Linked DNA regions of Homo sapiens: region 1 is linked to region 2. The links are chromatin loops, found by intact Hi-C in ENCODE. Cell type or tissue: CD4-positive, alpha-beta T cell. All regions are shown on one strand. Each heading gives the region's core, and the rest is flanking DNA. Links, peaks and the distances in the headings are about the cores only.

Region 1 (4,399 bases), core at 202-4,201, 160 kb before region 2:
GTGGAACTCTAGTTCCTGTCATGCTTTTATTTTTTTCTTTTTTTGATTTACATTGTTCAGAGCAAATATAGAAACCATGGAATTATTTTCAGGGAATTGAAGCCCTAGAGGGTGTCCCCCTGCTTTTGGGTCTGTTGGCCTGAGCCAACCCCATCCTCAAAACACCCCAGGTGAGACTGCTGAAGGACGAATGTGCACAGCCCATGTCACAAGGAGTCTGTCCGGCTGCTCACCTTTTCTCTGACTTCTGAGCAGGTGTTTGGAAGCTGTAGGTAATGGCCCAATCTCAGAGCCCAAGGGGATTCGGGTCTTTCCCCTGCAGACTGTGCTGCTGTCCTTGGTTGGTCCTTGAAGGGACCTGCATCGTACCTGAGGCTCTGTGCCAGTGGGGATGACGGGGGCTGATGTCTCTTCCCATGGGCTCCTATGGATTTGCCCTTCAGATGACCTGGTAGGGCTCTGAGTGACTGACTTAAAGACCTTCATAACGCCAAAGTGGCAAGATTTTGGAGACAGATTTGTGTCTCCTCATCCATGATTTTTGACTTTAATCTTTTCTGAGAAGACCAGAAATCAGAGAGTTTGTCTTCTCAGCCTCTCTGTGAAAGGATCTGCTGAGCTCAAGCTTCCCTTTTCAGCGTCAGCTTTTTAAGTTGAGAATAATAATTAAAGAAAACTCCAATCTCAATTCCAACATCAAGTGTCCATGAAGCTGTAGTTGTTGCTGTGGCTGAGAAGAAAGTAGAGAACAGAGTGCAGACCTGCGGTTGAAATGACTCTTGGAAGGGCTTGCAGGTGACCTGGGAGCTAGCAGGTGCCTAACACTGTGGCTCTCTTGGCACAAAACAACTTCAAGCCTGTGTGAAATAAAGGAAAACCAGGAGCCTCGTTCTGATTTTTATGGAGACACATCTGTGTGACCTTAGGAAGGTCTCCCAAGAGCTCTGGGTTTGTTTCTTCCCCTGTGAATTGGCTTATGATGTGTCACTTGGCCTTACAGGTATGTAAAGCTCCCCAGTTACCAGATCTTACTGTCTCAGGGAACATCCTGCAGATATTCAGGGCCCACACTGGAGCTATTCTTCAGGTTCCACGTTTGAAAGGTTGAAAGGCGTTAAGAGCGTGACATGAAATGAGTGGGTGAATTTATTTTTAGGAAACAATATATAGGTAATTAGTTTTGGAAATGGGCTTCCGTTAACTTATCACCCCTTACTCTTTTCTGGGGCATCATCCAGTTATTTTTCCTCAGTCATAGAATTTGGGGCTTTTGAAAATGTCTCTTCGAGAAATAGACACACACCTTGCAACTCCTTAAGATCTTGCCCTTGTAATTAAATTTTTGAGCACCATTTTTATATAGGAGTAAATGAGATAATTAAGAGATATTTCAAGAAAGAGAAGTATATGAGAAAATAAATGGTTTCTGCTGCGTGATTAAACACTGCAGCTGAGACCTTGATGAGCAGTCATTTGTTGGAAGTGTACTTCATCATCGGGAGTGGTGTCCTGATTATCGTTCAAGAAACATGTTGGGAGAAGGCAAAGACGGACGTGATGACACCTGTGCAAAGACGGACGTGATGACATGTATGCCGAAGCGTGTCTTGACTCAGTGTAGGATTGATACCAACATCTCTTGGATGTTGTGGGATATGGAGCATTAAAATATACAATAATTTATGCTAGTGGTGCAGTGTAATGAGGACTTGCTGTGAATCTCAAATCGATTTCGGAGAAGCTGAACCTAATGTTTTCCTGATTGTCAAACCCTCCAGTAATGATTATAAATAACCACTGTTTTCTTTATATTAGAGAAAACCTAAAAGAAAAACCAAACATGTTCAACAATGAGCAACAGTACAAAAGAAAAAGTACAAAGTCTAGCATATCCAATAACAATTATTAGCTAATTAATTTTACTTGACCACCTGGTGTTGGAGGCATCCCTCTCCTCTCTGGCATGGTAGAGTGAGAACTTCCTGGTCCTATAGATCCAGGCCCAAATCGTGGTCCTGACTCAGTGTTTTTAAGATAATGTGTCCTTGGACAAGTTGCTTGATGTCTCTGAGTTTCCATTTCCTCATCTGTGAAAGGTGATCATCACACCTGCTTTTATAGGTAGATGTGGCTTGCTGTGAGGGTAAATGACAGTGCAGCTGTGTTTGGTAGAGGGACTGTCATGGAATCACCATCCTTGATCCCGGTGACCCAGACTGGCCACCTTGAGGCTTTGAAACTCTCAGCCAGCTCTGCCAACCTACATCAGTGAGACCTCAGCCTGCCTCGTTTCTCCACTCCCTTAACTAGGTCCATTACTTTGAAATTTGTTATCAATGAATTTGTTTACATTTTTTAAATTTTAATATATTTAATTGACAAAGATTGTCTCTATCCTGTGTATACAATGTGATTATTTGATACATGTATATACATTGTGGACTGATGATGACAGTCAGGCTCACATGTTCACCACCCACGCGGTCCGTCAGAGCCTCAGAACTTGTTCATCTTATAACTGAAAGTTCGTACCCTTTGACTAACATCTCCCCATCGTCCCTAATGGCCCAGCCCCTGGAAACCCCCATTCTACCCTCTGCTTCCGTGAGTTCCACTTTTTTAGATGCAACATGTGAGATTTAAAAAAATATCCAGTGAAGGCTGTCGATGGGACATTGATGAACCTGGGGGCTATGTGAGCTCTGGGCTGGCGCCTACCCCTCCCACCCAAGGAATCTCTGCTTCCCGGGCTGTGCCCTCCTGTGTGATCTGAAGTAGGGAAGTGGTATACTAACTTTTGGAAACATTCAGCTGCCAAGTTTCCTCTGCTGCAGGCTTTAAATAGATCCAACTGAGAAAGGAAGGTAGAGCTTGAACCAACTGCCACCCTCTATATAGAGACGGTTGTCGCCTGGTCTAGTGTAACAAATAGAGTTCTTTGTTAGAAGAGGAAAGAAACTTAACCCCTCATTTCCCATTTCTGATGATTTAGGGACAGACCTGATGGTTTACCAAAGATACACCTGAAGCTTTACTATTTCTTGTCACTCTATATTTTTTAGTAAAACTTATTTTTATCTTTGGAGATGACAGGCATCTTTGTTTTAGGGATAACTAATTATGCCTGTAGAGAACATGAGCATGTTCACAACCCCCAATTAATCTTTAACCCAGAATCCATAGAGCGTTTTTTAGGCTGACAGTTAGACCCAGTTTAATTGTGGATGGATGGTAGGATTCCAGACACTTCAGATGAAAATCCATCCAGCCATGCCTGTGGATGCCCCTTGGAAGGAGGTTGGAGCTTGGGCCACTGAGAAGGTGGATATTGCATGTCCTGACTCCCCAGATCTGTTTACACAACAGCGATTTTCCGGATAGAGTAGCACAAGGAAGGAAGTGAAAGGGGGATAGTCTTCATTTGCGGAGGGTGAGTCTAGGGAGCAGAATGGACATGTTCTGCAGCTTTGCCATGTGACTCCTTTCAGCACAACAGAAAACATACAGGGCACAGAGCTTCCTTACTGAATGCCTCAATGGTCACGACATTAATGCGTCAGCAGGACTGGAGGATGGCAGCTAGGAGTGCTGATAAACGGGAGGCTCCGTCCTTCTCATACATCAATAAACACTTAAGTGCCTGGCAAATGCCTGGCCCCACGGGAGATGTAGAAGCCACAAGACCGACCCCTGTTCTCAAGGATCTTTAAACAGATGGCCTCTAAAGGCCCCTCAGTGATTCTTGAGCTATGGTTTAAACCCCCACAGCTAGGTTAGAGCTGGGCCATTTTCTTTTTAAAAAATTATTTTTATTTTGCTATTATTTACATTTTTTAAGAGAGTCTCTCTCTCTCTCTCTCACCTAAACTGGAGTGTGATGGTATAATTATAGCTCACTGCAGCCTCAACCTCCTGAGCTCAAGTGGTCCTCCCAACCCAGCCTCCCAAAGAGCTGGGACCACAGGTATGCACCACCACACCTGGATAATTGTGGTTTTTTTGTAAAGATGGGGGTCTCACTTTGTTGCCCAGGCTAGTCTTGAACTCCTGGCCTCCCAAATTGTTGGTATTATAGGCGTGAGTCGACAGGCTCCGGCATAGGCCATTTTCAAACTCCCAGATTCTCTCCCTTTTGATGCTTTTTGCTGATAATTATAGAAATTTTACTTTCCTTTTTCCCTCCTAAATGGAGCAGTATTCTGGTTTGGAGGATGGCTGCTATTCAAGTAGTCCTTGTCAGAAGCAAGCCTATGTTGTTGTATCTAAAGGTAAATTGCACATCTCTGGCAATTTTCCTTGCCAGCGCGTATACTGAAGCCATCCCCAGCGCTCGCCTTTGCCAGGTGGCCAGGCCTCAGGGTGGGGCTTGCTTGTCTTTCCCCTCTGCTAAGACCTGCAT
Region 2 (4,399 bases), core at 119-4,118:
ATGTCATCAATGTGATGGGCCAGTATGATGTTTTGTGGAAGGGAAGCACAATCAGGGTCTCTATTTGTTTGCTACAGCTGCTGTAATAGAGAACCACAAACTGAGGAGCTTACAAAACAGAAATGTACTGTCTCCAGCTCTGGGGTTAGAAGTCCAAGATCAAGGTGTCAGTAGGGTTTGTTCCTTCAAAGGGGGTGAAGAAGAATCTGTTTCATGCCTACCCCCTTGCTCCTGATGGTTTGCTGGAAATGTGTGACATTTCTTGGTGTTCCTCTACTTCAGTTTCATATGGCATTCTCCCTGTGTGAATGTCTGTGTTCAAATTCCTCCTGTTTATAAGGACACCAGTTGTGTTGGATTAGGGGCCCAGCCTACTCCAGTATGACCTCATCTTATCTAATTACATTTTTAACTACCCTATTCCCAAATAAGGTCATACCCTGAGGTACTAAGGGCTAGGAATCCAATACATAAATTTTTAGAAGACACAATTCAACTCATAACAAGATCACAGAGATCTTGTTATGACATAGTGTTGGAAAGTTGACATTCCCGAGGTAGGACAGTGAAGGTGTATTTTTGGCTTTGTTAGTTGAAAGAAAACTGCTTTTGGTGATCTTTACTAACAGATACTAAGACAAAGCACTCAGCAGATCAATAACTGCATGCCAGTTACTAGGGGATAGGTTCTCAAGTAATGAAATGACATCTGGAACAGCAGCTGCAATTAGTCACTACTCAGTTAAGTTTATGATAATCCACTGTCATTTTCCAAGATCAATCTGTTTTCTGCACAGGCCAAACAGGAGGGTTGAATGCGAATATGTCAGGAATCATCACCCCTGCATCCTTAAGTGCACTCATCTCTGCAATTCCTCCTGGAATGCGGTATTGCTTTTGGCTTACTATTATTCCAGGAAGAGGCAGCTCTAGTGGCTTCTACTTGGCCTTTCCTACCACGATCGCCCTCACTCCACAAGTCGGGGAACCAGTGTGGGGATTCTGCCAGTTGCTGAGTATGTCTATACCAGTTATGCATCCTGGAACTGGCAAAGTAACCATAGGATGAATATGGGGACCCACTGTGAGGAGAACCTGGGTTAAACTTCCATTGACCACCTAACCTCAACAAGTCCCTACTCTGAATGGCGGGCCAAAATGACACTTTGAGTGTCCTGGAATTAGTGTCAGTTCAGACTTAAGAGTTCAGTAATCTGTGAGAAGTCTAATTATTTCCTCTTCTCCAGTGCACACTTACCCTGATAAGCCATAGGTCCCTTTGGGAAACCTGAGAAAAAAATTAACGGTATAAATTCTTAGCAGCGCAATGGGGTCCTTCCTCAAAAGGATCCAGCCTCCCCTCAGTCAGGGGGTTCTGAGTCTGTAAAATGACTCAAATCTGGGAACTGATTGAGGGACCATGACTCTTTCTTTGGTAATTAAAGTAAAGCTTCCATTCACTTGACCTAGAACTCTTCTGCTTATAGAGATCAAGTCAGAATTCAGTAGACTGCCCAACGAGTTCTCTTCTAGGGACACCATGACCACCTACCCAATTAGGACCCCCAAGTCAGGCTGTTCAGATTGTTGCTTTGACTCCGCTGTCCCCCATGATGGCAACACACCTACTTACTCTTTGGTGATCACATAGCCCCTGCCATCCTAGATCCAACCATCCCTGCTGCAGCTAAGGACCCCCAGTCAGTGGCAACAGCTCCCACTGCAATCTCTGACCTGAAGAGAAAAGCAACCCCAGAGCTCTTCACGGATTCCTGAGGAAAACCGGCAATGTCTTGCAAGGTAACTACCTCAAGGGAGGTCATTACAGGTTCTTCAGGCAAAGCAGAGTTAACCTCCTCAGAGGTGGAAGAACTGCTTCTACTGGCAAAAAAGAGTGAGTCAAATTTAGGAGTTTAACATCCCCAGCTTCATCAGGATGTTCCCATATGGCCCTATTCCAAATGTGCAGATCCCATTCCTTCCCAATCAATGCCCTCATTTTAATAGCAGACCAAGGTGAGAAGGGAATTCAGTTAGCACTGTAATTCAGCCACCTACAGGATAAGACTCTGGATTTGGTTTTCACCAACCTCAGCTCTGTAGCTACAAGAGATACGGGTTTCTTTAGGGCAGACACAGAAACTTTTCAGGTCACTTATGTGGAGCTTCAATCGGGAATTTGAAGCCTTAAGCTCCCCTTTTCTTTCCTTTCTTTTTTTTTTTTTTGAGACAGTCTCACTCTGTCACTCAGGTTGGAGTGCAGTGGTGCAATCTCGGCTCACTGCAACCTCCGCCTCCTGGGTTCAAGCGATTCTCCTGCCTCAGCCTCCTGAGTAGCTGGGATCATCCTTTTCTTTTCTCACTTTACCCAGTACAGTTAAAAGCAACCAGCCTATCTTATTGTACTCATTAATTCGATTAAAATGTTCTAAGGTATCAAATACCTGATCATTCTGAATCTTGTCTATAAGCATGAGTGGGAGTATCTAATAGTGATCTTTTGCATATCTTTGTTGCCATATCACACCAGGGACTATCAGTGCCCTCTTTTCTACAGGGAATACTCATTACTGCCTTTGAATCTGATCAGTTTGGAAAACCAATTCCAGAAACACTATAATCAATTCAGAAAACTCATCCTTAAGATTCTGCTCACTAGAAGCACTCTCAGCACCCAAATTTGAATCAGTCAGGGCTCTACAGAGATACAGAACTGATAGGAAAAAATATATAGATGTAGATAAAAACATAAATATCTTCATCTACATATAGACAGATACAGAGATATTGGTATTTTAAGGAACTGGCTCACACAACTGTAGGGGATAGCAACTTCAAAATGTGTAGGGTAGATCTACAGACAGGAAACTTAGGCAGGAATTGATGCTGCAGTCTTGAGGAAAATACTGTCTTCTTCAGGACACTTCAGTTTTGGCTTTTTTAGCCTTCAATTGATTGAATGAGGTCCACCCACATTATTTAGGGTAATATCCTTTAGTTTAGGTCAACTGATTATAGATGTTAACCACGTCTTCAGAATACCATCATAGCATCAACCAAACTAGTATCTGATTAAATAACTAGGTATTATAGCCTAGCTAAGCTGACATAATAAAACTAATCATCACACACAGTATTACTCAACAAAATCTTATTTTCAACTGAAGGAAAAACCTTTTAAACAATAATATTTTATTTGTTCCAGAAAGACAATGAAATTTCAGTAGGAACACTTTCCTGAGTGGAACAGAGGAAAAGTCCTTCATCCAAAACTATTTGGAGGAACAAAGCTTCCATGAACCACCTCTCTTCACAGAACACTATCTTAGGAAACTATAACATTGTTTCTACATTTTTAAAACAATCTCTATGTTTCAAAAATATGATCTTCAACTCTACAACAGAAATCACACTTTAAAATTATACCTCTGAGAGAAGTACTCTCACTTTCTTACAAATGGGTTGAAATAAATCCTGCAGGTCCTTTCCTTGTCTTGGTGGAGCTCACATTCCAGCAAGATAACATCCTTATCTAACTATTTTCTCTCGGGACATCATAACCCAGGCATTAAGAAGTATCAAAACACTTTCTGAAAAATCTACTATTTGCTAGGCAACGTCCAGTTCTGAGTATGATCTTCTAGCCAGCACTGTTTCATTATTAGCAGAGTCTGGTCAATCAGCCAGACTGCCTGGGTCCAAATCTTGATCCCACTACTTAACAAGCTGCATGATCTTGGCCAAGTTACTTAACCCTCATCTGTAAAACAAACACTCATAACTATACCACTGGGTTCGGTTAGAATTAAACGAGTGCAAATGAATAAAGCACTAACCTTGGCACCTAAAAGGTACTCGAGTATTAGCTATTATTATTTTAATGTCCAGAAAACCAGAGATTACTCAGGCAATAATGAGGGAAAAATAACACCAATGGTAACTTTAAAATCATTTTTATCTGGCTCATTTACTTACATTAACTGCTTTCAAGAATCCTTCCCCTCTATTCTCAAATGAATTTACACAACTTCTAGTTAAGTTTTATAAAAACTGAAAAATGTAATCTCTATATATCCCATCATCGTGGAGTTTTCATAAACACATAGTTAAGAGGCTTTTAATCTAATAACTTTTTTTGTTTTGTTTAGTTTTTTTTGAGACAGTCTCGCTCTGTCGCCCAGGCTAGAGTGCAACGGCGCAATCTCGGCTCACTGCAACCTCCGCCTTCCGGGTTTAAGCGATTCTCCTGCCTCAGCCTCCTGAGTAGCTGGGATTACAGGCACGCGCCACCACGCCTGGCTAATTTTTGTATTTTTAGTAGAGACGGGGTTTCACCATGTTGGCCAGGCTGGTCTCAAACTCCTGACCTCGTGATCCAACCGCCTCGGCCTCCCAACGG

Evidence for each region. Peaks named below come from ENCODE experiments on the same cell type or tissue, not always from the same donor. Only the 100,000 strongest peaks of a DNase experiment are listed, where the experiment ranks them.
Region 1: it touches region 2 in a loop (2.8-fold over the local background); 51 of 110 quality-filtered maps call a loop at or near these places.

The regions. Positions count from the first base shown.
Region 1 is chr18:13,560,085-13,564,483 of GRCh38, forward strand. All of the region lies in intron 4 of LDLRAD4 (low density lipoprotein receptor class A domain containing 4), which reads left to right. Among named protein-coding and RNA genes, the nearest start is that of MIR4526, 49 kb to the right of the region's middle. RefSeq lists enhancers at 2,386-2,435, 2,486-2,905. In CD4-positive, alpha-beta T cell, for the core only: no CTCF peak of the experiment used is centred there; DNase peaks (open chromatin) are centred at 2,587 and 3,487; H3K27ac peaks cover 466 bases.
Region 2 is chr18:13,720,638-13,725,036 of GRCh38, forward strand. The region is part of intron 1 of FAM210A (family with sequence similarity 210 member A); the gene reads right to left. Among named protein-coding and RNA genes, the nearest start is that of FAM210A, 3.7 kb to the right of the region's middle. In CD4-positive, alpha-beta T cell, for the core only: no CTCF peak of the experiment used is centred there; no DNase peak of the experiment used is centred there.